Linked DNA regions of Homo sapiens: region 1 is linked to region 2. Evidence: chromatin loops called from intact Hi-C (ENCODE). Cell type or tissue: heart left ventricle. All regions are shown on one strand. Links, peaks and the distances in the headings refer to the core of each region. The heading gives the core; the rest is flanking DNA.

What was found. A loop is a pair of places that touch in the nucleus more often than their neighbours do. Peaks named below come from ENCODE experiments on the same cell type or tissue, not always from the same donor. Only the 100,000 strongest peaks of a DNase experiment are listed, where the experiment ranks them.
Region 1: it touches region 2 in a loop (2.6-fold over the local background); 4 of 110 quality-filtered maps call a loop at or near these places.

What each region holds. Positions count from the first base shown.
Region 1 is chr3:17,032,662-17,047,753 of GRCh38, forward strand. It overlaps PLCL2 (phospholipase C like 2), which reads left to right. Exons shown (of 6, transcript NM_001144382.2): 4 at 10,213-10,288. It overlaps PLCL2-AS1 (PLCL2 antisense RNA 1), which reads right to left. Exons shown (of 3, transcript NR_046640.1): 2 at 11,393-11,527; 3 at 10,091-10,252. Among named protein-coding and RNA genes, the nearest start is that of PLCL2-AS1, 14 kb to the right of the region's middle. RefSeq lists an enhancer at 6,352-7,551. In heart left ventricle, for the core only: a CTCF peak has its summit at 7,125; no DNase peak of the experiment used is centred there; H3K27ac peaks cover 668 bases.
Region 2 is chr3:17,131,798-17,146,889 of GRCh38, forward strand. No RefSeq gene overlaps it. Among named protein-coding and RNA genes, the nearest start is that of PLCL2-AS1, 85 kb to the left of the region's middle. RefSeq lists a silencer at 12,360-12,654. In heart left ventricle, for the core only: a CTCF peak has its summit at 9,497; DNase peaks (open chromatin) are centred at 4,693, 9,015 and 9,522; H3K27ac peaks cover 1,533 bases.

The sequences.
Region 1 (15,092 bases), core at 3,517-11,516, 100 kb before region 2:
TCCATGCAGTGCGCATTGGACACACAGCACCTGTGGAAAGTAGGAACCAAAGGCAATAAACTGGTTCTTTTGACTACATGATACTATTTATTTCATGAATGTTATGCTGTATCCAAATGGTTATTGAGTGAATGCAGGAGACACCCATATTACACTTGTATATGATAAGCATATGCCTGTATCTTATGTTTGTATGGTGATTACATTCAGAAACTGCACTTAAAGTTTAACCTGTGAAATATGGCCCGCTTCTAAGTGTGTGAATATGATTATATATTAATTTAGGCTGAGAAGTGATAGAGACATTGATTGTGTTAGAGGAGGCTTTTTATAATTTGAAAATTCAACTAGCTACCTACAGATAAGATGGGATGTTATTTTATAGGATTTTATCTGAAATGTAGTACATAAGAGGTTCAGACCGTATCAGGGTTTAGATAAAAGTTATGTAACAGGAAAGACACATTGATCCCTTAGGTACTACCCTAGCTCTGAAGTGAGCTTTATGAAAAGTTAGAGTATATTGGAAAAAGTTGAGAATAGCTAGCTTCCTACATGTGGACCCTGGGTCACTCTTAATTCATAATTCATTCCAGATTTATATAGCATTTGGCATCTGTTCTCTGGCAAGAAATGATCATTAAAATAGTTGAATACAGTGTTCAGGCAGACTTATATGACGCCAAAACCATGCTTTGAACGTGGCAGAAACTGAGAATTTAACTTAGACTTCAAATAAAATTCCATAGAAGAATTTTGTAAACAAATTTTTTGGAAATATTTTGAAGTATTCTCCCTTCTATAGTAAGTTCTACTACAAATACTTGTTTTGAAAATTCAAACTTGCTTGAATGCAGTTTATATGTTAGGTAACAATTTGAGCATACCAAAAATTTTGCATTTGCGTGTGCACAAGTTTGTGTGAACTGAAATTACACACACACCCCTCAAACATCCACCATATTCTTCAATTCACAAAATGTGTTATGAGCTACACCCTCTACATCTTGTGTTACAATTTTCCGTTAGATTTCAGATCACCCTCCTTCCACCACTTCACAGTGACTCACAAGCTGCAACTCCTCCAACACCCACTTCCACCAGCAACCTTCAGGTCTTTTTCAAGGTTAAGTGCCATGTTTATTGTAGTATTTTTTCATTCTTTAACCATTTAACATATGCAGAACTGTGATATTGTTTTTATTTGATGTCTTTTTTTATGTGTCACTGCAAAATTTTTTAGTGTTGTGCCCCTAACCCACTTTCCTTATAAGCCCTGTGGTTTTTATTGCACAATTTTGTATAGTGAGGTGAGTTTTAGGATTGCAGAACTGTCATACTGCAGTTACAGCCGATCCTTGAATAATGTCATTTTGTTCAGCATCATTTCATTATAACACTGAAGAGGAAAAAATAATTGATTCCCAGCTGGGGCCACTTGTATGGAGTTTGCAGGTTCTCCCCACATCTGTGTAGGTTTCCTCCAGGTACACCAGGTACACCAGTTTCCTCCCACATAGCAAAGATGTGAGCTTCAGATGAGTTGGACAATCTTCAGGGTTTCAGTGTGAGTGAGTGTGGATGTGTGTGTGAGTGTGCCCTGCGATGGGATGGCATCCTGTCCAGGGTGGGTTCCCCCTTTTACCCTGACCTGCTGGGATAGGCTCTGGCCACCTTTGATAAGTGGATTGGAATAAGTGGGTTGGAAAATGAATAAATAAATGAATGAATGAATATAAGTTATTGGGAAATAAAAAAAATTATCAGGTATTTGACATTCATCCAAATGCACGGCAATATTTGTTAACTGTTTTTGAGCTGTGTGGTAGTAGGAGGTTCCTCTGAAAATTTTCATTTTGCAAACATTTGTTGATTTAATACACCACCACTATGACTACTGTCACGAATTCACCACAAATTGAGTAAATAATGATCTTACTTGTTTTCATTAATCTTTCTTAAATGTATGTATAGTTCACATTTATTTCAGCATTTAAAATTAGAAGTGTTTTGATCTTTATTGAGAAGTTTGATGACGTTTTTGTGACCAGAAATACGCTGTGGAAACTTAACCCTTGTTTATATCAGTTAGCCTAGGGTAAAATTGGTTTCATTGTACCTTGTTCACTGAAAGTCGCAGTTTCCAAGAAGCTGTCCATGTTAAGAGAAGACTTACTGTATATTCTCCACAGTTACTCAAGATCACCAAATGACCAGATCCGCAGCTTCCAATACTGTGGACTCACTCTCCCAGCACCTCTCTCTGTACACGCCTGTAAATGTTTAGCATCCTTGTTCTTTTCCTGCCCTCGGACCACTCTTGCACCTGTCATACTAGTTATTATTCTCTCTGCTTATTCCAGTGATTCTGGAGCATCATGCAACATTCATTCATCTTTAAAATTTCTCCCTCAGAAATGTAGACATTCTTTCATCTCAGCCACTACCTCTGTGGAGAAAATTTTCAATTATCCAGTGCCAGAAGCAAGCTGTCACATAATTTCCGGTTGTACTCGAGGTTCTTAGACTTCCCTATTGTAACCACCAGTTCAATTCAACTAAGCTGGAAGTTCACATCCTAAATACGTTAACATACTTAAAGGAACCGTAAAGCACTCTATAACTGTGGGGTGTGTAACATGTTTACTTGTAAACTGTAAAGCACTCTGTAACTGTGGGGTGTGTAACATGTTTAGTTGTAAACCGTAAAGCACTCTATAATTGTAAGGTGTGTTACAATTTTTCTTATCCTGACCAGTTTTCTCTCTTATCTTGGCTCTTCCTTCTGTGCCCACAGCAAATCAGCCTTGGAGTCCTCCTCCATGTAATGTGTTCATGTCATCCTTTCTTTCCCAGCCCCTCTGCTGCCTCTCATGTCTCTCATATAGCAGTGGCCCCCACCTGCTTCCTGTTCCCACTTTTGTGCCATCTCCCATTTCTTCCTTCACACTGATGCTTGTTCATGGTTCTGAAATTTTACTTTGTTCATAACACCTCTGCTTAAAATTGTCAAGGGTTTGTGATTAAATTCAAACTCTGCAGTGTAGAAGTTTATATCTTATCCAATCTGGCCCTCACTCCTCTTCTATCCATGTTTCCTTACATTCTCTAATACGAGTTGAGGTGCCTAGAAAGCTTAACAATATTTTACATGATTTCAAGTCCTGGCCTTCCACATCATGCCTGCAGCGGGGTCCTGTGTGTGGCAGCACCCAAATATGCTCCTCTGTATGTTTGTTAACAGTTGAGTAGTGCTTTTTATCAAGCGCATGTCAAGTTCTTTCTACAACTTTCTTTTATATAGGGTTTTTTCCCCCCTATAATTTGCGTAGTGGAAGATGTGGTAGTGGAAATGAAGTTTCATAAGAAACCTAGGACAAGTTACTCTGGAAACGGTTTGTTATTTAGAAAGTGTTTTCATAGTGACCTTGCTGGAAGGGAGGACGACCACAGCTCTTAATGATATGGCAGACCTCGGCCCCTGGATAGGCACCAGCTCTCTGTCCTCCCCACAGTGGACTGCAGCCACAATGCTCTCCCCATGTGAGATGGAAAGGGGAGCTGGGTTTAATTGTAGCGCACAGCTGGCCAAAGACCTCTACAGCAATAATCTTTCAGTATTTCAGTGTAAATTTGTGACTTATATTATGTTCAAGTATTTAAAAGTACGTTGTATTTTCCAACAATAACTTTATAAATGGTGCCTCTTCCATTAGTTCAACTTTGTAACATTTTTCTGTACTTGGAAGCTTTAGTAAAGGAAAAACTTACCTCTGGATTTCAGTTGAGAAGTCTCAAATCCCGATGTTTTAGAATCAAACTAAAATTCTTCACCCGCACAGTAATAATTATTTTAAAGTGTTAAAAAGAGAGATTATATTGTTAACTCAGAGAGGTGTTTCTCTCAAGAGTGCAGAAAAAAGCACCAAAGCTTACAAATTCCCAAGGGCATCTTGATCTTACTTTCTGTCCCATTCATGGCATTAGTGAACTAACTGGCTTTGCAGGGCCAAACAGCACAAGGCTGACCACCCACCAGGGACGTTGAGCTTTAAGAGGCTGTTTTAGTCCATTTTGTGTTGTTGAAACAGAATATCACAGCCTGTGCAATTTATAAAAACTGAAATTTATTTTCTCACAGTTCTGGAGGCTGAGAAGTCCAAAATCAAGGCTCAGTATCTGGTGAAGGTCTTCTGAGTGGCTCCTCACGTGGTGGGAGACAGAAGGGCATGCTAGCTGAATGCTGTGTGAAACCTCTTTTATAAGGACCTTAATCCCATTGACTAGGAAGGAGCCATCATGGCTTCATCACCTTTTAAAGGCCCTGCCTGTTAATATGATCACATTGACAATACTTGAATTTTGAAGGGGACACATTTAAACCATAACAGAGGCTGCCATTCAGAAAATTCTGACTAGATGGGAAAAAATTACTTTGGATTGAATTAGTTCCTATTTTCTGAAAACCTTATCCATGATCACATTTACTGTTCTGTATTCATCCCTGGAGTCCAGAGAAGCAAGTCCTGCTTTGGTCCAGTCCTCCCAAGGTCATCCTGAGCCTGGTGGTGCCTGAAGCCACATCTTGCCACCTGGGCGTTTACTGGTCCACTGAGGCCTATCATGGATCTCCAAGGTGGTCATGGCAGTTTGGGGGGCATTCAGTGGTTAGGGCCAGGTGTATACTGCACCATTTTTGTAAGTCCATTGGCATGTTTGAGAATGATAATCTTTTCATTTTTTGAGTTTGGAAAGATACTTCCCTGTTATGTGTCAAGTAATCATAGAATCCATGTGAAAGAACAAAGTTTTTTTACTGTCTAGCCTTTTTCTTTTATAGCAACTTAAGGACTTCTCAGACTTTGTAACTTCATTAGAAACAGCTACAACAGAAGATGCAGTAGCCACATCTGTGTTGAGCAGGACAGGCAAAGAAAGCAGTTTAGAGGTTGGGATTTTCTATCTGAAACTGAGATTCAAAACAAGATAAAGGGGAAAAAAATCTAGAATTCAGATGTTATTACTAAAATTTCTTTCACCCAAGTATATAAAATTATTGACAAACTACTTTTATAATTATTAGCAAAATCTGTGTTCTTAAGATGAAGGGCAATTCAGTGAATTGTCTGAAATCAGACATAGGGTCCTTATATAAAACCACAGACTTGCTTATTCTGAAAATGGAATTTTCCTAGTTGATAAGCAAGTTTCAAAACAGAATATGAAGGAGCAGTCTATAGAAATCTAGTAATATATAATATATTTATGTAATAATAACCCTTCTCATAGCTGTATCTATAAACAGAGAAGTTTACTTTACACTAACATGGGAGTTACTTTCAAAACATAGCACTCCGATAAAAGGCATATCTGGTTTCTTTCCAGCTTAATAAAATATAAATTTTAATTTTTACTTTGCCTTTAGTTAAAATTTCCTGCTTTTCATCTGCTCAAATTCTACATTAAAATCTTATATTAGAGGTGATCAAATTTATGAAATAGATTTCTAGGCTATGTTACATCCATAGATTTTCCAAACACTTTAGTTCCAGAAATGTAGGAGGTACTGGTAACAGGCCAGTGATATAAAATCCATTAGCAACAACTATATAAAATCATCTTGCCCTAGAAAAAACAATATAAGCATCCATGTGGCGAGTTACTCAGGCTGGCAGCAGGGTGTCTGATTGCTGTGCCAAGACTTACACCTGTGTGTTTATAGGGGCTTGATGAAATTCATGCATTTGCATTAATGCAAATAATGCTTATATAATTAACCATTCTACTTGGCCTTGCATTCTAGTGACGTATCAGTGTAATATACACAGAGAAAACAAGATAAAGTAGTTTTTTCCTTTGGCTCATGCATCGATATTACTACCTGCACATCTGTTTTTGTCTAATCTGAGATGCTTATTCTAGTAGTTTCACATTAAATATAAATTATTTATTATTTATAATAATGAATTGTAAAATAGAGCCAAGTAATTTATTGCTGTCATTTTAAAATGTTTTCTCAAAGTGCTTTATAGAAACATTGTTCTAAAAAACAACTTTGGGTCAATGTTAGTAGCTGAGATGATATTACTATTGTAATTGTGTGTAGCACCTTTTAGGAGTTACAAAATTTCCTCTGCTTTTGTGCTTTCTTCGGATTGAAACGGCCTTTCCTCTTCACTTGTGCAGTTGCCACTCATGTGTCAAGACCTATAATGGTTTTGTGGGAAAAGCAGAGGCTTCAAGACCAAACAGAATACCAGTTTCATGACTTACTAATTACAGTTATTTTGCCTATAATACCAGATTACCTTGAAAGGTTGCTTATGTTTCAGGTAGGTCTTCAGTGTTCACATGTGTAAAACTAACCTCATAATTACTCACCTCACATGGATAATGTGATCAGTAAATAAAATAGAAAGCACCAAGTACATACTGATGCAGAGATGTTGAATCACTTTCATCTTGATGCATTCAACCAACACTTGTACTATTTATAATCACAGCTTGTTATAAAGTAGCAGATCCAGACAGAAAGTGGCCCCTGCTAGATCAGCTGGTGGCCCCATGTTGCCTCTGCTGCATCCTCAGTGCCATGTGCACTACATTCAATCATAATTGATGGCAGAATGAAAGGGAAACATCAGCCTGCTGAGTAGGGGCCTGAAGGCCCATCGCCTAACCTGTCCTCTAAGCCTGCTGGACTCTTCACCTGGTGTTGCTATAGGAGCCCACAGTCCTGAGAGCTTCCTTAAGAGTACCTAGAGGAGCTCTTAGACTCAAGGAGAATTTATGCAATAGTGCAAAAGTTGAAGATTAATATATGCCTGTTAAGAACAAGAACTATGAACTGTTAACCATACATTAATTTAATTATAAATATGTACCCCAAAATGATAAAAAGATACTTCCTTCTGAAGCAAGTAGTACAAATATTTTATAACAGGTGTGACAACATGAATCATCTCTGCTGAGGTCTGGATAAGTTTTCTGCCTGCCTTGTCTAAGCTTTGCTCATTGTTTACTATGGGCCTACCTTCTCCTAGGCTGGTTCCTTCTGGAATTCCCCTCTAATACAGTCTGCAAATGCCTCCTGCTGTTTACTTGCAAACCTAGGAGGAATGGCTTCTCACTATTGTGTTCTCCACCCTGAAGTATTAGTCATCTTCATATTTTATATACTACTCATGAATCGGGGGACGATATTCACTGTCATTATCAGCAGAGGAACTTCCTGTATTGAAATCTAAGCCACAAGTGGATCCTTCTGTGGCTGTCAACATGGATACCATTACACTACAAGTGCTTCACCATTAAATATCCTGCCAAAGGGCTGTAGCTTCAGAATATTGAATTTTATCACATCCAATAGCTCACAGGTTACAATAGCAATCCCACCTTTTTAGTTATTCTTTGTGCATCTGTTTTATTTCTGTACCATAGTCCCAGTGCAGCAATTGTTCTTTTTTTTATATATATACTTTAAGTTCTAGGGTACATGTGCTTCATTCTCAGCCCTTAGCTCAGGGTCTCACACATAGAGGGCCTCAGTAAACGATTGTCCCAAGAATAAACAAATGATCCTCCAAGTGTTACAGAGTTTAGGAGGCAGATGAGCTTCTATATCTGGACTCTTGAGATGGATGTGCATTTATTCAGCCTTAACGTATATTTTATAGCTGGAAGGTGCATAATTATTTATCCTTTGGTGATACTTAAACTGGAAGATGATTCTAAGAATAATAATGCAACTTGTTTCTCTGAGCTTCATCACACCCAGCTTTTCAAGTGGAACTAAAATTAGTAATGAGTATTGGAAACATTGCCAGTGAACATATGAAAGGAGGGCATTCAGCTAATTTGGGGCTACCAGAAAATGCTCTGCCAGGCCTCCTGGATAAATGGGGAGTCAGCCGTGACAGCTGCCGCTTGCAAGTGTCTTCATTGTGCCAGTCGCTCCTCACACATCCTTTCATTTAATCCTCACATTATGAGGTGTAATGTCTTTAATAAGCTTATTTTATGGGTAGGAAATTAGGGTTATGAGGTTAAATATCTTGTCCTAGATGACAAAGCTAATGAGTAATAGAACCAGGATTAGAACCCATGTAAATCTTTGCTGTTTCTGCCGCTACACCACTCCCAAGATGAGTTTCTCATCTGCATGTGTGAGCCTCTGCTTAATGCTGCTGTTTTGTTCTCCTCCACTCCTGCTTTTGCTCCTGTCCTCATTTGTTTAATGACTGGGTTCATTTCCTTGATCATATTTTTTTTTCCTTCTCCTATTTGAATGATGGGGGCACAGTTGGCCAGTTCTTTGATACTGAGCTGTAACAATCACCATCCTTGCTTGAAGAAGTCCTTGCTTCTTTGTATCTCTCATTTGGCTTGACATCAAAGCTGAAAAAGGTTACTGATGACGGTATGGACCTTTTCAATATGCAAATTATGTAATGGTACAAACGACTTTATATCAGTATAATAAAGTTCTTAACGATTCATTTTTATTGCTGCCTGTTCAATACGTCAAGCTGTAAAATAGAATATTTTAATTTATGGGAATGACTCAGATCTTGAAGAATGAATGTGAAAATACTGAATTCCAAAGTGCAAACTCTGCCATAGGCTGTGGACTTCTTGAGGACAGGGGTTGTATCCTGTAGGTCAGGTATCCCTGGTTTCCACACAGGGGCTGCCTGCAGTAGACCCCAGCGATGATTAAAGATACATTATGAAGGCGTAAATAAATGCCTGCCTTGGCCTTTAAACTTTTGATGTTTACCATTTTTTTAGAACTGTGCAAGTTGATAAATACTATCTGACTAAGCTTAAGAAGCTAGTACACTTTTTAAGAGACATGTTGGTTATATTTTAAATAAGTGTAACTTACCAAAAATATGGTGGTTTTTGAATTATGCAAATAATCCAACCTGCATATATTTAGTTACTATAAGATAATTACTATGGCAATTAGTGATAAATGCTATAAAGAAAAATAAGGCAGGCCAGGTGCGGTGGCTTATGCCTGTAATGCCAGCACTTGGGAGGCCGAGGTGGGAAGATCACTTGAGCCTAGGAGTGTAAGACCAGCCTGGGCAACATAGCAAGATCCCATCTCTACAGAAAATTTTAAAAATTAGCCAAGCATGGTGGCACACACCTGTAGTCCCAGCTACCTGGGAGATGGAGGCTGGAGGATTACTTGTGCCTAGGAGTTGGAGAGTGCACTGAGCTATGATTGCACCACTGCACTCCAGCCTGGCTGACAGAACAGACCGTGTCTCTTAAAAAAATAAAAAGAAAAAAAATGAGGCAGAAATGAAAGGAATGGTTGGGTGTTTATTACTTAAAATATGATGGTCATGTAAAATAGATGAGTAATATTATAATGCAAAATATTTGGATATTTAAATACAAATATGTAAAATTTATACTAAGGTAGATATCATAATTGTACCCATTTGAGCCATGAGACTTGTTTCTGGCTATCCCATTTCCTTTTCATAGTGATTTTAGAGCCAACAAGATTACTTCAGAGGGATCTTTTCCTAGCTTTTTGGTGAGTAAAATAATGGATCAGCTGTTCACTGATTCTTTCCCTTCTTCAAGCTTGGGCTCTTAAAACAAGCACATGCAATTTGGAACAAGAATTCAAATTTGAACATTTTAAAAACCATTAATAGGAACATAAAAATACTAGTTTTAGAGGTACTATTAGTGATGAATGGTATCAAATAAATAAATGCTATTTTTTAATTCTCATTGTATGTTTTAAACTGAATTTCAGATGAAGACATTTTGGCTGAAATGAGTGAAGTGTGTAGGTGTTGAAGTTTTCTATAAGATGAAGTTGAAAATTTTGTTAAAATGGATAACCAAATTTTAAAACTCAGATCAGATTTGCACGCATATTTGTAGCTTTTCACGCTGAAATGAACTCAGTTCAGTATATTAGCTCAGGGTTCAAGTGCAGTGTTGTACTAGCCTCACTGCACTTGGAAAGTAATACTATTCACATCTTGTTTTAACCATTATGTGGGGATGTGTGATGTTATCATTTTCACATGCACATTTGAAGTTGAGTAGTGGAAAGTCAGATAAAAAAGCGTTTAATATCATCACATCAGCCTGTTTTAGGAGAAGAGCCTTGTGCATGAATGCAGGAGGGGATCTAGTTGTCAGGTGTAATCTCATGTCTGGATGTTCCCTTTGCAGATGATTCAGTCCCTCAAGGCGTTGATTGAAAATGCAGATGCTGTATATGAAAAGATCGTACATTGTCAGAAGGCAGGTAAGTGAAAGTTTGTTTCCTCTCTTTAAATGAAATTAATAGCATCATATACTTTGCCCCAAAACTATTTCATTTTTTGGATGCTATATCAAGAAAATCAAATAAGAAAATTATTTTTCTATGGCTAAAGAAAATACCAATTCAGTGGTTCTCAGCCTTGGGTAACAAACTCACCTGAGGGGACCATTCAAAATACATTAACATTGGTCTGAGGTATGGGGCTGGGAATTAATAACTATTTTAAATTCCCAGGTGTTTCTAATGTACAGCCAAAATTGAGAAACTCTGCACTAATCTCTTCTTCAGTGTTAACTGTGTTGCCAAAGCTCCTGCTGGTCACCCGTGACTCTGGTACACAGTAGGATAGGTAAGGCTTGAGTAGAGGGAGAATGGCTTCTTGTAAAGGAGATGGATTCCAGTTACAACCTCCTGACACTTTTTAGTACACTGGCATTTTCGCGTGCTGATAAATTCATTAATTTAACATCCAAATGTTATACCAGACTATAAAATTCTTCTTATATAAACAATCATCCCATTAATTTTAGCTGTGGTAAAACCAAAAAATTCAGTATTCTGCATTGTAATAAAAATACACAAAATGGAGTTCTTTTAATTTTCTGATTTTTTGAGTGTTGATTTGGGAGATTCTATTATGGAGAATATTTTCAAGTCATAAAAAAAAAAAATTGTCCTGACTTTCTAAGGTTTTTTTCGTTGCTGTTCTTTAAAACCAAGAAACTATATTGCCTACCCTGAAAAAAAAAATCCCTTATCTCAGAAATGAACTTGTTTAAAATAGATTGAAGATAAGGATATGTGTGACATTTTTTTTCTAATATCTATTGAAAGAGTATTCATATTAGTGACTAATCAACAAACTCCACAATCCCCATCTTGTTTTACTCATCTTGTCAGCAAATATTGTTAGCAAAGTGGTCTTTCTACTTCTAGTCCTTTGCAGGCTAACTCTCCCTACAATCTACATTTAATTATTCAAACACAATTTTTATCTACAACACAATCTACAAATTATTAACACAATCTGCAAATTATTGAACAGGAGATATGGAAGTAAACACAGTAAATATATTGAATACTTACCGTGTGTTACTCAGGAGTCTCAAGTTGGTGTGTGAGGCACTGGGGAGACATTGGTGTTTGTGTAGAACAGGAGAGGGACTGAGCTTTCAGGTACTGACCATAATAGCTGTGTGCAGAGAATGTCCATGGGCAGACCTGATGGGAGGCAGTTGGCAATAGATAAGGAAGGTGCTTCTGGAGAGTGAGGGAGGAAGGGAAGGGATGGTGAGCCATCTACCCTCTGCTTTGGGCTGCCTGTCCCCATTCCCTGTGTTTCTACTTAATCAGATTTGCACACATCACTCATCTGCTGAGACTTCTTTCTCTGCCCTCTCTGCCAATCTGTACTTTCTTCTTTTTCAATTATCTCAACAGTCTTCTGGGAGACCTTTCAAGATTCCAGGATTTATGTTACCTAAAGCATTCTATTCAGCCCTTTAAACCTTTAATTTGCTTCAGTTGGTAGGGCTTCTTCAGTTATTGTGTATTTTATTAATGCATTCCATCTTGTAAACAGGATAATAACCTCCTAAAGCACTAAGATTATATATCAAGCTGCTCTCTGTATCTTACCCATGACATCTGTTCTAACATTCTGCACAGAGTAGTTGCCCAAATATTAACTAAATATGATTTTATTTTAATTATTTGATTCCATTCAATGCATGTATTGCTATGAAAATTGTGGACTTTGTGGAATTTGAAAAAAACTGTTTATCAGAAAAAAAACTATTCAACAATTTGAGTTATTGTCAATTCACTGGTTTATGAGATTTGATAATTTTCAGTATAATGTGGCTTTCTGTTTATGTTTGATTTCAGTAAGGGATACATGTGCTTGTACTTAAAAAGCTGAAGAATCTTATCTATTAGGGATTTTGATTAGGATGGGGGGAGAATAACCACTGTGTAATGGTTCAAGTTGCTCTGGGTTTAAAGATCTTTAGAAGCGTGTAAAGATTATCTTTTGGTTTCACAGTTACTGATGAACGCCTACACAGCCCTTCTGTTATCCCAAGTACTTATTTTAGAGTCCCTTGATCTTTTGTTTCTCATGTTTACAATTATGGTAAGGACATATAGTCATTAGTCATATGAAGAATTGCTAATTTGTTTTGGGCTCAAAGACAGTTGCATAAGATCTTACTTTTGATAAGTAATTGTTATTCTGCTTGCCAACAGATATAGGTCACCAAAGTGCTGCAAGAGAGGATTATTTTAGATGTATTTCGAATTTTAAAGCACAAACATATATTTTTATTAGTTAAAACCTTGTTTAAATAACTGAGTGGAAATAAAGAGTCAGACATCCACCCCCAAACACATGTTAAAAAATGTCCCCAGTTCAGAAGGGTTCAGGCTCTTGGCTGTGTAATCTATTTTTTACATAGGAACATGCTATGCTGATGTTAGTACTGGGAAGAGGAAGCGTGGCAGGAGAGGAATGCTGAGAAGTGAAGACCTCCAACCAAGGTAGGCTAGGAACCTATGCATCCCAGCAGTGGAGGACCCAAAGGGACCATGGAAAGAGCAGTGGAAACAACTCGGAGATGCGCAGTTGGAGGCAGCCTGCCTGCATAGTCCTCTCTGTTAAGAAGAGAATGCAGTGACACAGAGAGTTGGGGTAAAAGAGAAATTTTAATAATAAAACCATGTTGCTAGGAGTATATAAACGACCCAGTGAAGAGGAAGACATTAATAGATGAGACAGAGATTCAGGATGAAGGATGTGAGGTCAGGAATGAAGTACAGTCATGAAACACTTGACCTCAGAAAGGGAGAAAGGCTCCTCGTCTGAGATAATACAGAAAGCCGTGACATTTAGAAAAATTCTGAAAAAGAGAGGAGTGTTTTCCATTGACGAGGTAAACAGGGAAGTAGTGTCATAGGAGAACACCAACTTTGGGGGTGAGGAAGTGAAAGCGGGGATTCAAGACAGGGGCAAGAGTATGGGGACTTTGCTCAGAGTCAGAGATCAGCAGTGCCAGTCAAAGGGACTGATTAAATATCAGATCCTGCAGGGGTGATATGGGATGCGTGAGTCTGGGCCGCCATGGGAGTGAGAAGTGATGTGGCCATGCAAGAATGGGTCTCTATAATTCATAAGCCCAGGCGAACACATGCATACATGTTCTCAAGTAGGAGATTGGTAAGGAACACCAGCAGGAGAGCTGAACAGGAGTCTGCAGAGGGAGAAACATCATAAAAGTTCATTTGTTAGAAATGTATAAAAGTTGGGAAAAGATTTGTCAAATTCTTTCAGGGCCAAAGTCTTTTCCACTTTCTAATATCAGGGCCAAAGTCTTTTCCGCTTTCTAATATCTATGTTTTTGTCTCTTTAAATGCCAAAACTGCAGCCCATTTTTGGATTATAATTTCCTTTCTAGTCACTGAATTGGTATGCTTAATAAAGGATAGGAAGACGATCAAGAAGGAAACCCAAATGCTTTCCCTCAGTGAGCTAGGTGTTTCTATCAGGTAATTTTAAATGGAAAATAAATTGTTCTCTGGAGGAGGAAAAAAACAAATCAATGACATCCTGTTAAAGATGGTGAATTAACAAATGCTTTTAATCTCTACTCTAAAACCTCATTAAAATGACAGTAGAGGGTTTTTCTTTAAGCCACAAATCCATAAGGACAAAGAAATCGGGAGCAACAAAATTCTAGAAACTGAGTAACAGCTGAACAAGTGATAATTGGCTTAGCTGCCCACTCAGGAACCTCAATCTGAAGCTGGTCTTGGGGGGCCTGACACAGCCTGACTCACAGGCCAACCACCAGCTCAGATCTAACCTGGTGACCAGGTACCTCTGGGAACTGGGTTAAAGCTAGTTATAAAAGACAGGAACTGTGTAGAAGCTGGATTAATTAACGCTTAGATCTCTGTGTCCTGACAGTGGGGAGGTTAAAAATAGCAAAATTCTCATTCTCCATATGGGGAATTTAATAGGTGATGCTTGAAAAACAGTTCTAAGTAAACAATATAAGCATGTTACTTGGAAATATGAACATAAATACTAAGGAAGGGAAACAATCAGCTAAAGGCATTGAATGTGACTGCTTCTGGGGAGGGAGAATTGTGGACAATTATTTGGTTCTTTACGTACATGCATAATTCTAGCAAAAATAAAAACTAAATTCGAAGAAAAAAGAAGGAAGGAATCAAGGGGCAAAAGCTGCCACAGGAACTGAGGATGTTCCCAAAGATGTGATCCCACACCCACAAGGCCTGGGAGAGTGTTAGGTTGCAGAGGCGCAAAGAGCCCGCATAGGACACCTGCTGGCTTCCCTGCTTTCATGGGCATGCCTCAGGCAGAGGTGATGCCTGCATGCCTGGGAGGATGAGAGCAGGAGAATCTGTTCTGTGCACTTTCAGAATGACTGTTAGGAGGGAGGATCAAACTAAATGAAAGATGACCCAGCCCTCTCCACACCTCTTTAAATGGAAGGTTCTTTGCTAAAAGCTCCAGCGTATTTTCATGCATGGCCAGGGTTGCATCTTCACTGAGTAAAGTGGGATCAAAGAAAATAACTTTCCAAATAATAAAAGCTTTAATTACCCTTCATTTTAATCAATTTAATGGGAAATTTTCAGTGGATCTTATCCATCCCTGCTTTCTTAAATTTGATTTGCCAAAAATAATTTGAACATTTGTTTTAAAGACCCAGGGTCATCTTGAGATGCTGCAGTTTAATGCAGTGATTTCTTGGAGGCTTTA
Region 2 (15,092 bases), core at 4,598-12,597:
TGGACCCTAACCAGACAGGACATGGCCATGCTTGGGATGGGGAAGGCCCAAGACAGAAAAACAGAAAAGGAAGGAGATGAGCTAATTCAAGACACAGGGACACTGATAGCAAAGTAGGAGGCTTCAAATGAGAGACTGCCAGGCCCTGAAGAGACTGACTTTTTAACTAGCCAATGGGGCTGGTTTATGAGGAGAGATAGGAGCCAGTTAAGGCTTATTTGGGCACCTCATTGTTTGGTTTGACTTTCGTTTGTTTAGACCAGAGGCAGCTCACATGTTGGTGAGCCCACTGGCTATTTCTCATTGCTGTGTCCTGACCTGGGACTCTTAGAAACCCCTTTGATGAAGCATTGCTCCTACAGGTGCCTGGGCACCCAGGGGCTCCTGCTGAGAAGATGCCCTCCGCTTCCTGCTGACACTGACGCTTCCAGAAGTGAGTTAGTTCTACCCCATTTTCCTCTGCAGAAAACTCTCACTGACTTCTCAGCCCCTCGGCAGCTTTTCCCAGATAGGTGTTGTCTTAGTCAACTCACCCTGCCAGGACAAATTACCACAGACTGCGGCTTAAACAACAGAGATTTACTTCTCACAGTTCTGCAGGCTGGGAATTCCAACAGCAAGGTGCTGGAAGGGTAAGTTTCATTTCCAGGCATCTTCTCTTGGCTTGCAGCTGGCCACCCTCTTGTGTGCAGTGGAGAGAGAGATCTCGATCTCCTCCTCTTCTTGTAAGACACTAATTCCACCATGAGAGCCCACCCTCATGACCTTACGTAACCTAATTACCCCACTGCTGTGGTCTGCTTGTGTCCCACAACGTTTGCATGTTGAAACTTGATCACATATGTGATAGTTCTAAGAGGCAGGGCCTTCAGGACGTGATGAAGTTACGAGAGTGAAGCCCTCACAGGGGATTAGGCCCCTGATAGAAACACTGGAGGCAGTGAGTTCATCCCATTCCATCTCTTCTGCCACATGAGGACACAGTGTTCATCCCTTCCTGAGGATGCAGCAACAAAGTGTCACCTTAGAAGCAGAGAGCAGCCCTTACCAGGTGTTGAACTGGCCGGCACTTTGATCTTGGGCTTCCCAGCCTCCAGACTGTGAGAAATACATTTCTATTCTGTATCAATTATCCAATCAGGGCCAGGCACGGTGGCTCATGCCTGTAATTCCAGCACTTTGGGAGGCCAGGCGGGTGGGTCACTTGAGGTCAGGAATACAAGACCAGCCTGGCCATCATGGTGAAACCCTGTCTCTACTGAAAATACAAAAATTAAAATTAGCCCAGCATGGTGGTGGGTGCCTGTAATCCCAGTACTCAGGAGGCTGAGACAGGAGAATCACTTGAACTCAGGAGGCTGAGGTTGAAGTGAGCGGAGATCATGCCACTGCACTCCAGCCTGGGCGACAAAGCAAGACTCTGTCTCAAAAAAAAAAAAAAAAAAAAAAAATTACCCAACCAGGTATTTCATCATAAGAATGCAAGTGGACTGAGATGCTCCTAAGGGACTCATCTCCAAATACCGTCACCTTGGAGATTAGGGCTTCAGCTATGAATTTTGAGTGGACACAACTCAGTCCATAGCTGGCATCCTACTGGCTTCAGGATTTTTGCCACCTTTCCTCTCTCCAAACCATTACTAATGTACTTTTAAATTTTAAGTGGGTCACCTTAGCTCACCTTTTAACTCAACTTTATTTTAAAGGAAGATTTAATCACTGTAATACAGAGAAAACCCCAGCTCATTTGTGTGTATAGTTGGGAAAGGCAAAATTTATTCTACCACCTTCTCTGAGAGGATTGGATCCCAAGAATCAGAGTAATTAATACTAGCTACAATAACAGTAAGTACAAAATCTGAGTGGCTTCAGGCTCTAAAGCAGGGGTCAGCAAACTGCAGCCCACACGCCAGATCCGGCCCGTTGCCTGGTTTTTGTGAAGGATCTTTCTCTGGGGCATAGCCACACCCACTCATTTATGTGCTGTTTCTGGCTGCTTTTGCGCTGACAGCAGAGTTCACTGGTTGGAAGACCAATGACCGCCAAGTGACTGCGGACCGCCAAGCCTCAAGTGTTAACTCTTGGGTCCTTTTCAGGAAAAGCTTGCTGAGCATGCTCAAAGGTTTACTTCTCACTCCTGTCACAGTCCTGTTGCGTTCAGTAGACAGCTTTTCACGACATGTGAAGAGACTTGTGCTGGGACTTGGATTGCATCTGCCCAGGAGCAGATCCTGAGTGACCCCAGGAAGCCCCATTAGGAGAGTGGGAAAGTGAAACAGGGAAAAGAAGCAGATGGAGGAAGTGTTCATGAGCTGTCATCGCTGTGGGCACTTGGAGCTCCTTCCTGCTGGGGACCTGGGCCGCTGTGTAGGACACATGTCAGAGTCATCCCACTCGAGGGCAGTGGGAGTGGGGGTATTTATTCACCACTGGCTGAGGGGCTTGCACTCCCCAGCACTCTGGCCCATGCCACAGGCAGCTGGAGCCCGACCCTGCTGCCGATGAAAGCTCCCAGGCTGGAGGTTACGTTTCTTGGAGTAAGAAGCGGTGAGTCCAGGAAAGGGATCCCAAAGGCACACCAGCGGGCACCCACAGGGCATGCTGCCTGGTGCCATGGACCCTCAGGGCCTCCGTGGAGTACTCCCCTTCCTCCTCTCCATTTGTCAGCTGAAAAGCCAAGAGCAAGAGAACAGCCTTCACGCCCAGGGCCAGAAGGGGCTCACTTTCCTCCACTCCCTTTCCATCCATGGCAACCGTCACCTGCAAGGGGGCCAGGGAATGCAGTCAGCTTGCCCAGGAAGAGGAAGTAGACTCATGAACTTCTAGCCAGTCTCTGCCTTCGTAACTTTCACTTAAAATTTAGTTTCAAGAAGCTATGTGGGTGATCCCCAAAGCCTGTATTTCTGGATTTGTCAAGTAACTTAGCGGTAGAAAAGCATTCCTTACTTGGCGGCCATATCACACCTTCCAAATGCCCCTGCACAGGCTTTGAGATATTTTCAACTCATGCTCTATACAAGTGCAGATGGTTTAAAGATGCCTGGTTATGGCTGAGGGAGGTAGAGAACTCACTTACAGGAATCTGGCTTCCCTGGCTCTGGCACACTCCTGGACGAGGTCCTTGGCACCTAACTCTCCAGGCATTTCAAACCCAGGAGGTCTTTAGGCCTGCCTTTGTGGTAATACCGAGACAAGAGGACATCAATGGGGTGTCTGCTTTGTGCCAGGCACATTGCTACATCATCTTGAGGTATCCATAACACTACAAACAGGCTCAGGGATGAAAAGTATCAACTAGTGGTTATCATGTGCGTATACATTAACTCATTTACTCCTCAGTCAAAATTCTTAGGCTCCTTGTCCTTCAGTTTTCTCATGTGTAAGATGGAGGTGAGAATACCTGTCACTAATATCCATTCTTCCTGTCCTCCTTTGTATTATAATAGCCCATCCACTACCATCACCAATTTTTAGCTGCATACATAATTGTCTGGGATAATGCAAACATTTCCCAGGCTTCCTTGAGATATGTGACTAAGTTCTAGACAATGAGATATAAATAGAAATGTCATACGCAACTTCTAAGGAGTGTTCCAAAGGAGCAAGCCTGAATTTCTTCAACTATTCCTTCTTCCTACTGGCTAAAATATGGATGTGATGGCTGGTTCTTGGGCAGCCATCTTGTACTATGAGGAAGACAATAGATATTGAGAAAGGATGAGGAAAAGGACACAATCAAACCACATACCAGCCTATGGCTCTCCCCTTTGGATATCATTCGCCTGTCAGGGAAATTGATCACTATCTAATTTAAGCCTCTGATGCTTGATCAGCCACATTGGTATGATCTGGGAATTTGTTAGAAATGCAGAATATTGACCCCCACCCCAGACCTGCTGAATCAGAATCTGCATTTTAACAAGATCTGCAAGTGACTTGTGTACAAAATAAAATCTGAGAGGCACTGGTTCCAGCAGCTACTGTTATCTGAGAGAGGCCTGTCACTTAACAGCTGAACTCAGTCCTAACTAATGTCCCACTGCACAACACTGCTGGGAGGATTAAATGAGTCATGAAGTCAAAGCACCTAGCACAAGGCTCTGCCCAGCATGGGGAGTGAGAGTTCATGGGTTAAATTGCCTTGGGGGTGGGTTCTGTGATGGAGCACAGATTTATGGCAACATTGCCATCTGCCCTGTGGGCTCAAAGACATCCCCTAACTGTGTGAAACTTTGGAGACAGAGCAGAAGGGGTGCAGTATTTGTTGAATACCAACTTGAGAGGTTTTGTAGAAGCCATTAATTAGGGACCAGGGGAGGGAGAGGTCCTGGGATGTGCCTTCCAGAGCCTGCTGCACAGCTTTGACCCCAAATGGTGTAGACCTAGGGAGCAGGAGGGGAGGGAGGTCTTAGATCATTGAGCACGGGTGGCATGTGAGGGACACAAAGCACCCTCTTCATAATGCCTGCGAGCATGAGAACAGCCACATACTGGTCTCTCATTCCCGCACCCAGGCTGTGGAGGGAGAAACCTTCTGGCTGAGGAATGGCTCTGCTGCTGTACTTATCCCAATTTTCCAGCTGGCCAGGCTTTATCTCTCCTGTGATGTGATTGATGGAGCTCTCCGCAGGGCCTCCCATTATGGTCTGAAGGACACGGTGGCCTAGTTTTCGTGCAGGGATGCAGGGAGGCCAGTCATGCGGGACTGTGGCCCACTGTGTGGGGTATTTTGGAGACAGATGGGACTTTTCTGACCAGGAGGTCATGGGGTGGTTCTGAGGCAAGGGCTCCTGTAAAAATGCCTGTGCTCAGCTGAAGCAGAAGGTTCCTAGAATGGAAGGAGCAAGAACTGACGTGGGCTCCACGTCCGTCGCATGCTGTGGCAGGCCTGCCCTGCTCCTGCCCTACTCTGTGCTGTCCACCAATTGTCTGGTGGCTGGAGCATGCCACACCCTGACAGCCCAGGAGGGCTTGGTGGGTATCCCTGCCAGGAGAGTCCACTTGAGTGGCTACAACAGTGCTGTGCTCTGTGTGTGTGTGAGGCTGTGTGTTTGTCTATTTCTCTGTGTCTCCACCATCTCTATTTTCCCCAATACCTGGAAGCAGAATCACAGCATGTTGAGAGGTCTCTGGGACTACATTGCCCCGGTTGTTGGAATCCTGGCTCTAGCTGTTGGACCATGGACAAATTACTTTGCTGTGTCACAGATTTTCTATTTGTGATGGAGATCATTGGATTGTTGTGAGAATTAAATGAGTTGACCCATATAGAGTCCTCACAGTAAGCCCTCAGTCAATGGTAGGTGATGCCTTCCCTCCCCAACCCAAGGTCCTACATACTACTGCCCAGCAGCCTGAGAGCGAAGGGCCTGCACCTGTCAGGAGTCTGGGAGGATATGCTGGGGAAGGTTGATGGGGCAGAGGTGAGGACAAGCCCAAAGGAGGTACTTCCTCACCTCTCTCCCCTTCCTCCTCGGTAACTCACTAGATGATCCTGCCCTCCTGCAAAGTGACATCTCAAGTCACAGCCACCTGGCAAAGCCTTCCCTTTAGCTGTCACAGCAAAACAGAAAAGGCCAGGGTTGAGTGAGAAGACCTGGCACCAACACTCACTGTACAATCTTAGGAAAATGACTCATCCCCCTTGAGCCTTAGTTTCCCCAGGTGTAAAGTGGAGATGACATCGTCTTTGCCCTCCACACGCCCCTAGGGCTGGCTAGAACTCGGAGACAACTCTGCCTCCTCCAGTCTGTGTTCTCCCTCCCATTCATGGGACTCTTCAGATGCCACCTGTGTGCTGAGGCATTTACGTTAGTCAGGTTAGGTCAGGCTTGCCACAGTAACAAATTATCCTTGAAATCAGAGCTGGCTTCTTTCTTGCTAACACAGACTCTAGTGAGGGTCTGGGGACTCCCAGGGCAGCCTCCTGCCCCATGGTGACTCAGCAATCCAGGTGCTTGAATCCAGGCTGCCTCCTTCTCAACCCAGGGCTTTAGTCACCACAGCTGGGAAGGAGAGAGCGGGAGGGCTGCACGCTGACCCATAGATGCTTTATCCAGGAGTCCCAGGCAGCACTTCTGCTCACAGCCCATTGGCTAGAACCTTCCCGTGGCTTTGCCTTTCTGCAGGGAGGCAGGGCAACGTGGAGAGCATACCGTTACCCAGTAAGCAGCAAACATCTTGCCAAAGAATCTCTTTCCATCTTAACCTCTGCCTTTGTGTTCTCAGTGTCATGGGCCACTGAAAAACCTGCAGAGGAGCTCCAGGCAAAAATGGCACCATCCTGGGGCCACGTCCAGCTCAGGGGAAGAGTTGGCTGTGTCAGTACAAGTCGGACCTCTTCAAGTGTGGGAGAATTTAATCACAAATCCAAAGGTCCCACCAGGCCAGTGACCAAGTTCAGAGCCCAGGCCCACAAGCCCTAGACTTTGAAACAGAGTAGGGAGGGGCCAGCCATCCAGAGGACAGACCTGCTGCCTGTAGTCGCCAGGTTTGGAGTAAGTCCCCAAGAGTCCCTCTTTTGTGAAATCCCCTTAATTCTATCCAGTTACAAACAAAAGGAGATTCTGTTTCTCCAGAGCTACCAATCCCTTAAGTGGCTTTCCCTGTTACTTGGGTTCTTATTAAGGTTACTTGGGACTGAGTCACCCGTCCTTGAGTGACAGTTCAACTTGAAGGCAATGTCTTGCAGAGCTGCTGCCCCAGGTGCCATCACCAAGTGCCCTGCTTGTAGTAATCTCTTTTTAAATGACTATTTTCTGCTTAAGCCCATCGTTGCCATGTAGGTGACTCTGACATTTTAGCTAAATGTCTTCTTGGGAGACGTCATCCTCTCTTTTAAAGCAGTAATTCTTTCAGAGGGATTTTACCCAGGGGCAGAGATGGTGAGGTGAGGGGGACTGCAGAGGCTTGGGCTGGAGCCTTTCCCAGGCAAGCAGTGCCAGCAGCCCAAGCCATTCCCTGGCCCTGAGGGGGCCCCTTGTGCCTGAGGAGGAGAAGACAGAGCAGGGGACCAAGATCCATTCTTTCCTCTCCTAAGAGTCCTAGACACTCAGGGGACTTGTCTTGTCGGGGTTCCCCGGAAGCAGACTCTGAGACAAGGACTCAAATACAAGTAGCTAATCTAGAAGGTGATGCCCAAAAACTCTACCAGGTGTGGGGAGACAGGGAAGGGCAGGGCACTGTTTTCAAGCCCATCCGGGCTGCCAGCACCTGGAGTTTCTTCCTCCTCCCTGGGGAGCTCCTGGAGGTGGAGTAAAACCCTCTCATCAGTTACCCCAGCCAAGAGATGTGGTGGTAAGGATTTATCCACACTTCTCTCCTGCTTCTCCTCTCCTGTCAACTGGCTCTGTGCATTTTGGGCAGGGAGAAGCACTCCTGGGCAGCGGGTCCCAGTGTTTGCGGCACAGTCTTCTGAGTGCAGAGGTGGATGTCCATGAGCTCTGAGCCAAATTTGATCCATCAACAGATTCCACGGCCCTGGCCACGTGGTGGGTTCCTGTGCAGCCAAGTGACCTGAAGAGGGTCACTGGGTAAGGCTGAAAATGCAGCTAGTTTGGGTGCGTAGGGGACAGCCCACTTGTGGACTGACTTGCTGAGCTGGAGGGGCTGCTTTTCAATGAAGTCACATTGTTATGCAGCGATTTTGTCTTTGAATATTTCTTCCTGGGCAGAGGGCACAACAACTGTGGTATATTTTTTCAGGGCTGCAGGTGCAGGTGTTTGCATGGTTGGGCAGCAAACCAAAAGGAAGTCTCCCCTGGCCAAGGAGTTGGAAACAGACATGCAACCACATCGTTACGGACTGTGTGGTGCTGCCATGACCTGCAACATGGGTGCCCGTCCACCCAGCCCACGGCAGCACAGCCCACCTTGGCCTGTGTCTGTGACACAGCAGAAAACACTTAATCCCAGGCTCGGGGCAGCACTTGGTGCTGCTGGTGGACCTGCTCTTGCACAGCGAACCAGCCTTTGTTCCAACCCTGAAATCATTCTGCTGTCTCCTGGTCTGGACCTTCTGTGGCTCCAGGTTTCTTTATGCCGATTGTATTTGGAAGCATCCCTTTTCCTGGCCTCTTCGGGGTGACAGCTGTGTTGAGACAGACAGACACACACCACACACACACACACACACACACACACACACACACACACACACACACACACAGCACAGCCATTCCCCGATCAGGCAATGATGCACCGCGCATCCCTTTCCCTGTTTGCACTGCCTTTGCTGTGGAGCCCGGGGTCCTCTGTTGGGCCCTGAGAGGTGGACAAGGGGTCTTGGCGTTTCCCTGGAGACTCACCACGTGGTGGTGGGCAGCATTTGGTTGGCTCCTCACAGGGCCTCTGCTGCGCTGCAGAAGGTGAGGATGCTGGGGGCCCTGGTGTGGCCTTATTCTGGGGCATGCTTCTGGGGTGCAGTAGGGTGGGTGGGGCTTGCATTCCTGGCCATGACTCTAAAGCCTTTAACTTAATTTCTCAAAGCCCCTTCGGAGAAAGCCTTCTGGGGTTGGGATGTGGGGCTGGGTGAAAAGGGTCTTAGACTCATGAAGAGCTGTGTGCGTTTGATCTTTCCAGCAGTTCAAGAAGTTTGCCAGACATGAAAGGCTGGACGAGCCTGGTGATTAGATCCCTGTTCAGCCGCCAATGAGAGACTTTTGTTTTGTTTTGTTTTTTGTTTCAGATTTTGTCTTCCCCCACCGCCACCCCACTTTTTAGCTCTGTTTCTTTCTCTCTCGTCTCTGTGCGTCCGCATGTCTCTCTTTGTATGTCTCTGTATCTCTGTGTGTCTCTACTTATCTCTTTGTCTCTGTCTTTAAATGTCTCTGTCTCAGTATCTCTAAGGCTTTGTCTCTATTTCTCTCCTCCTCTCTCTGATGCTATCTCTCTGTGTCTATCACTGTCTCTCTCTGTCTCTCCCTTTCTGTCTCCCTCTCTAGCGCTCTGTTTCCTCTGTCTCTGCCTCTTTCTGGCCCAGTCCAGAGCCCTTGGCATGAGGACACGGGTGAGTCAGGGCTGGCTGCAATTGGACACCTCAGGGATACCAGCCAGTCCTGGTCCCTCTAAAGGGGAGCGATATGTGTACTTTCGGGGTGGTAGGGGGTGCGGGTAGTAATCTGGCGGTACATTCTGTCCCGGCCCCTTATAGGGAATTTACTCTCAGTTGGACCCACCTCCACCCTTACCCCCACCAGAGGGCTGTTCCTGGCAAAGCAGAGCAGCTTCACCATCAGGCACAGGACATGCCAGTTTCGAGAGACGTTTAGGATTTATGTGCAACCAATGAATAAGGCAAGTATTACATGGGACATTTGACTAGTTTATCTTGATCACTAAATGTCTAGGTGGTCACAAGACAACCTGACAGACGTTACTGGGAGAACTTGATATTTGGAGGTCACTTATATTTGAGCAAGGGTAGCATTCATGTTCACCTGCGCATTTGAGGGGCATGGGGACTGGTGTGCCCAGAGCCTGGAGGGCCCCCACGTGGCAGCCAAGGGAGGCTGAGGAGCCAGGTCAGTTTCCACAGCACTGGCTCCTCCTGGTCAGGGCAGACCTCTGCTGTCATAGCCTGAGCACCAAGGTGTGGCCCAGGAGAGGATCCATGGCTCTCTTGCCATCTGGCCCTGCTCCTAGGTGCTCACAAAAGTAATGACAGCAGAGGGGATGGGGCACATCCTGGGCACAGCGTGGGGGCTGATCCTCCCAGCCCAAGGCTCAGCAACCACAAAGGGCTGGGTCAGAACAAGCATGCGGTGTGTCGTCGGGTGTGAGGTGGAGGAAATGGCCATCTGTGGCCTGTGGAACTCAGATGGGCAAAGAGAACCCATGAAAGGCACCTGAGTGGTGGGTGACATGAGCAAATAATGTCTCTGTAGAAAGGCAAACCCGGCAGCTCTGCACTGGGTGCATAGAATTAGAGGCATGACAGGCCCTGGAAAAGAGACTGATCTATGAAATGCAGCCTCCAAGCGCAGATCTGATCTGAGAGGATCCGCAACTCCATGACCCTGCAGCTTGGTAGTGTGTGCACCTGTGTGTGTGTGCATGTGCATGTGTGTGCATGCGTGTGTATGCATGTTTGTGTGTGTGCATGCATGTGTTTGTGTGTGTGCATGCATGTGCGCATGTGTGTTCTGACTTGTGTCTTCCACTAAACTTCCATCTTTGACCACTCCCCTTCCCTCCCTGCTCCTTCCTGCAAATCCACTCCTGGGAGACCCTGAAGAAAGGGTGGGCAAATAACATGGAGCTAAATCTTTCAAAGCTGGGGGAGGGAATGGGGTCAGAAGACTGGTGCCAATCAACCTTCTTTCCCCCACCCATGAAAGTGACCAATTAAGAGATTCAGCAAATCCCACAGGTGCTTGTTCATGCATCAGCCGTGTTCACAACAGCCCATAAACTCCTCAATTGTTCAGACCAGCTATGGTACATCCACACACCGGCATGCCACTAGTGATGAAAAGGAGCTGTTTTCATAGCAGTTGAGGACCCTGCGGGACTCTATTCCTGAGCAGTTCTGCAACCGGCTAAAGGCTCCTGGCAATAGAACACACATCAGTGGTTGCCTTGGGGGAGGCCAGGACTTGGGGGGACCTGAGAGAGTTTTCTGGGATGATGGAATATTCTGTATCTTGACGGTGTGGTGTTTACACAGGTGACAACATCTGTCAGAAATCAATGGGTTGAGCCTTTAATATCTACCTTATTGTATGTAAATTCTAATTCAAGAAAATAAAATAGGCTGCCAATTCAGAAAAAGAAAGAAAAAAGAGGGAGCAGGAGGCATAGGATGTGGCCTGACTTCTCGAGGGTCCCTTGGGGTAAATACAGACACCCACCAGACCCACATCAGGCCTAGCGAACGCGGAGCCGCTGCCTGAAGGGGTGGGCTCCTTACCTTGAGCCCCTGCGTGCCTCACTGGCTCACCCCGTCCAGCCCTGCTGTGGGCTCCACGGACAGAGCTTCCCAGGCGTTAAGAGAGGCATGCATCCCGATTTTCATGTGCAATCTCTGTTTTTTAATATTGGCTGCAAACACCTAAATTTCAAAACATGAAGTGGTCCTCAAAGACCACATCAGGCCCTCTTGCCACTTTACCCCCTTATCCTTAAAAGTTTTGTCCTCGAGAGTGTTTCAGATGGCCTCAGAGCTGCTGGAGGTTCCCTTGTGTTTTGAGCACACCACAAATTCCTGATGTTCTTTGATTCAACTGACCAAGTGAGCAGGCTGGGGCCAGGTCAGGAAGAGGCCATCTTGGGCCAAGCTGAGAGGAATGGGTGCAGTGGGGGTAGGAAGGGGTCCTGTGGGAGAGAATCCAAGAAGGAACGTCCTCCCTGAGATGAAATGTTTACTGGTGTGATTCTTGTGCCGCAGGTTGGGAGAAGGGACCAAGGCTCAGGTTCGACTGGATGCCAGTCTCCCAGTGGGTCACCCTGGGTTTGGATCTGTGTCCCCGCTCAAATCTCATGTCCAGTTGTAATCGCCAGTGTTGGAGGTGGGGCCTGGTGGGAGGTGATTGGATCATGGGGGTGGATCCTTCATGAACGGGTTTGCCCCATCCCCTGTGGTGCTGTTCTCCTGATAGAGTTCTCAGGAGACCTTGTTGAGTGTGTAGCACCTCCTCCTTCTCTCTGTCTGCTGATCCCACCATGGGAAGAAGTGCCTGCTTCCCCTTCGCCTTTCACCATGATTGTAAGTTTCCTGAGGCCTCCCCAGAAGTCGAGCAAATGCCAGCATCATGTTTCCTGTACAGCCTGTGGAACTGTGAGCCAATTAAACCTCTTTTCTTTATAAATTACCCATACTCAGGCCAGGCACAGTGGCTTGTGCTAGTAATCCCAGCACTTTGGGAGGCTGAGGTGGGTGGGTCACTTGAGCCCAGGAGTTTGAGACCGATCTGGCCAAGATGGTGAAACCCCATCTCTACTAAAAATACAAAAATTAGCTAGGCATGGTGGCATGTGCCTGTAATCCCAGCTACTGGGAAGGCTGAGGCATGAGAATTACTTGAACTGGGGAGGCAGACGTTGCAGTGAGCCAAGATCACACCACTGCATTCCAGCCTGAGTGACAGAGTGAGACTCTGTCTTGAAAACAATAAAAAATAAATTAAAAATTACCCATACTCAGGTGTTTCTTTACAGCAGTGTGAGAACAGACTAATCCATACCCCATGAGGAAAGCTGGGGTGTGTGAGGAAAGCTGGCCCCATTTTGGTGCTGTCTGCAGAGACGTGGCCTCCTGCCTTTCTCTCCGGGATACCCCAACGTCTTTCCACAGCCTCAGGGCCCAGGGTCCCCATCTACCTGAGCCAGGGCTACAGGTCTCCCTTCTTCCCTCCTCAGCCCCTGGGACTCCACTCCCAGCTGCATCAGGAGCTCACAGTGATGACTCCCTCCCACAGGCTTTTGTCTTTAAAATGAATATCACAGCAGCTGTAGGGACTAAAGGAGGCGATGTCTGCAAAAGCAGTGATGGTTGTCAGCAGTGGAGTCTTCTGGAATCTCTAAGCCATCTGGGGATGGAAATGTCACTGTGGGTGGGAGAGAGGAGGGGCTTTCCCCGTGGCCTGGGCGCTGCCAGAGTCTTTCACATTGCCATGGTCCCAGGGTCTCTGATGGGTAAGCACGGTGGCGAGAGTGCAGGTTCTGGAGAGGAGAGAGAGCCAGCCTGGGTTCAGATCCCATCTCTGGGAACTTACGCACTATGAGACCCTACGGAAATTATTTAATCCCTCTGAGCCTCAACTTTCTCTTCTCTAAAATGGGAAAACAACAGTACCTGCCTCATAGGGCTGTTGTGAGGATTAAATGAGTTAATACATGAAAAACACTCACAGCCCTAGCCAATAAATGCTTGCAAAATAGGCCTTTCCTGGCTGGGAAAACAACTTAAGGCAAATTATAGATGGATGTTGATGAAAGACTCTCTTTCCTGTAAGTAAAAAGGTTGAGACTCATTCTCAATTTGAGTCACCACAGGGTAATTATGTGGAGGTGAAACAGTGTGGGCCGTGTCCTCCAAGAGAATGCAGGTTGCAAATCCCAGCCTAACTATACACCATCCTTGGCCAATGAGGGTGCGTTTCTAGCTCTTCACTCCCTCCCTAGTCGTAGGATCGGAGTTTGCGGTTGCCGCTCTGTGGGCTGGTGTGCCTCCCGCTCCACCCCTGTCTCTGGGCTCAACCATAGGACTTGCTTTGGCCAACAGGAGTTAACAGATGTGATGCATGCAGAGGCCTGGGATGTGTGCACAGATGGGATCGATCTCTTGCACAGCTGCCCTCACCATGAGAAGAATGTGTCCCGCATTCCCTTGCTGCTGGCCCCGGTATGATGACCCTATACAGAGCCCTTACATCAACCATCTTTGTTATTTCCCACCACAGTCCTAGGAGAGGGTCTTGTCATCCTATTGCAGATGAAGAAACTGAGGCCCCACTGGGGTCACAGGACTTTTACCCTGATCACACCAGTGGTTGGTGGCGAGACCAGAAGCCTGTGTCCCTCTGACCTCACCACCTTTGGTCTGAGCCGAGCTTCTCCCACAGCAGGACTCTCTTACAAACCCATATCCCCTCCAGTAGGCAGGAGAGGTTCCTGGTCAGCATTAAGAAACAGCACATGGGGTGCCACATTTTCCTGCTCAGGTAGACTGAGGAACTGAGCCAGACTCACAAAGAAGACATTTGCCCCCTGAATCTAGTTAAGTGGTTTCTGTCTGGAGTGCAGTGAGCAGCTCCTGATTGCCAAGGGGAGGTTTAAAGTTGCCACCTGAAGGAAGATAATTTCATCAGAAAAGGCTGCAGCCTTTATAGATGATGCCCCGGGAGCCCTCGAATCTCTAGAGAGGACTGATGGTTGCTTGTTTGCTGGCGGATACGGAGAGAGGGAGGTGCGAATAGGAAAATGGAGCCGGGGTGGTCTCCAGAGGCCCGGAGTCAAATTCCTTACCAGCCAGCCAGCTTGTCCCAAGTGCCTAGGAGCCGACCAAGTCACAGCCTCTGGGATTGACAATGGCCGGGAATGGCGGATGTGATTCAGATAGGAGTAGGGACAGTGGGGAAGCTGAGGCAGAAGGTGGCTGAGAACTGGCCCCATACATACCGTCGTCGAGGAGGGTAGAAGGGTTGCAACGGCCTCGAGGGAAAAGTTCTCGCGTGAAAGTTGTTTTTCACATAAACATTCCCTAAGACCCGCATGTGCCACAAGCCTTCATCCTATTCCCCTCTCTTTATGACCCTAGCAGGAGGAACTGCAACTCCTATTTTACTGATGGAGAAACAGGGGCTCAGTGAGATGAAGGCCTTGAGCAAGGTCACCCCACTGAGAATCGTGTCTGGGCACGTGTGACTTCAGAGCCATGCTCTTTGGGTAAAAAGTTTGACCCCAAGCAGTGTGATATGGTTAGGCTTTGTGTCCCCACCCACATCTCATCTTGAATTGTAATCCCCATAATCCCCACGTGCCAAGGGAGAGACCAGGTGGAGGTAATTGAATCATGGGGGTGGTTTCCTCCAGGCTGTTCTCGTGACAGTGAGTTCTCACGAGATCTGATGGTTTCATAAGGGGCTCTTCCCCCTTCACTCAGCACTTCTTCCTGATGCCTTGTGAGGAAGGAGCCTTGCTTCCCATTCACCTTCTGCCATGATTGTAAGTTTCCTGAGGCCTCCCCAGTCTTGCTGAACTGTGGCTCAATTAAACCTCTTCCTTTATAAATTACTCAGTCTCAGGCAGTTCTTTATAGAAGTATGAAAACAGACTAATACACTGCGTCTACCCTGTGTATAGGCATGGAACATAGGTAGGCCTGGTATGCCTTTGGTTGGAATGTGTTCATTAAAAGGAATCATTAATACAATGATACCTAATTTACTTGGCCTCAGAGTATGTGGTATTCTTCAAGTCAATTTGCTAGAGCTTACTACTTGAAGCATTTTGATTTCTGTAACTCTCAATAGTTTGGGGTGAAATCACTCTTGACAATCAGTTGTTGCCTTGCTGAGAAGCATACTAATCATAATTCAGTCTTCTCTAGAGAACTCTGGTAACCACTATGAACAAAGGTGGCTCTGCTGCAG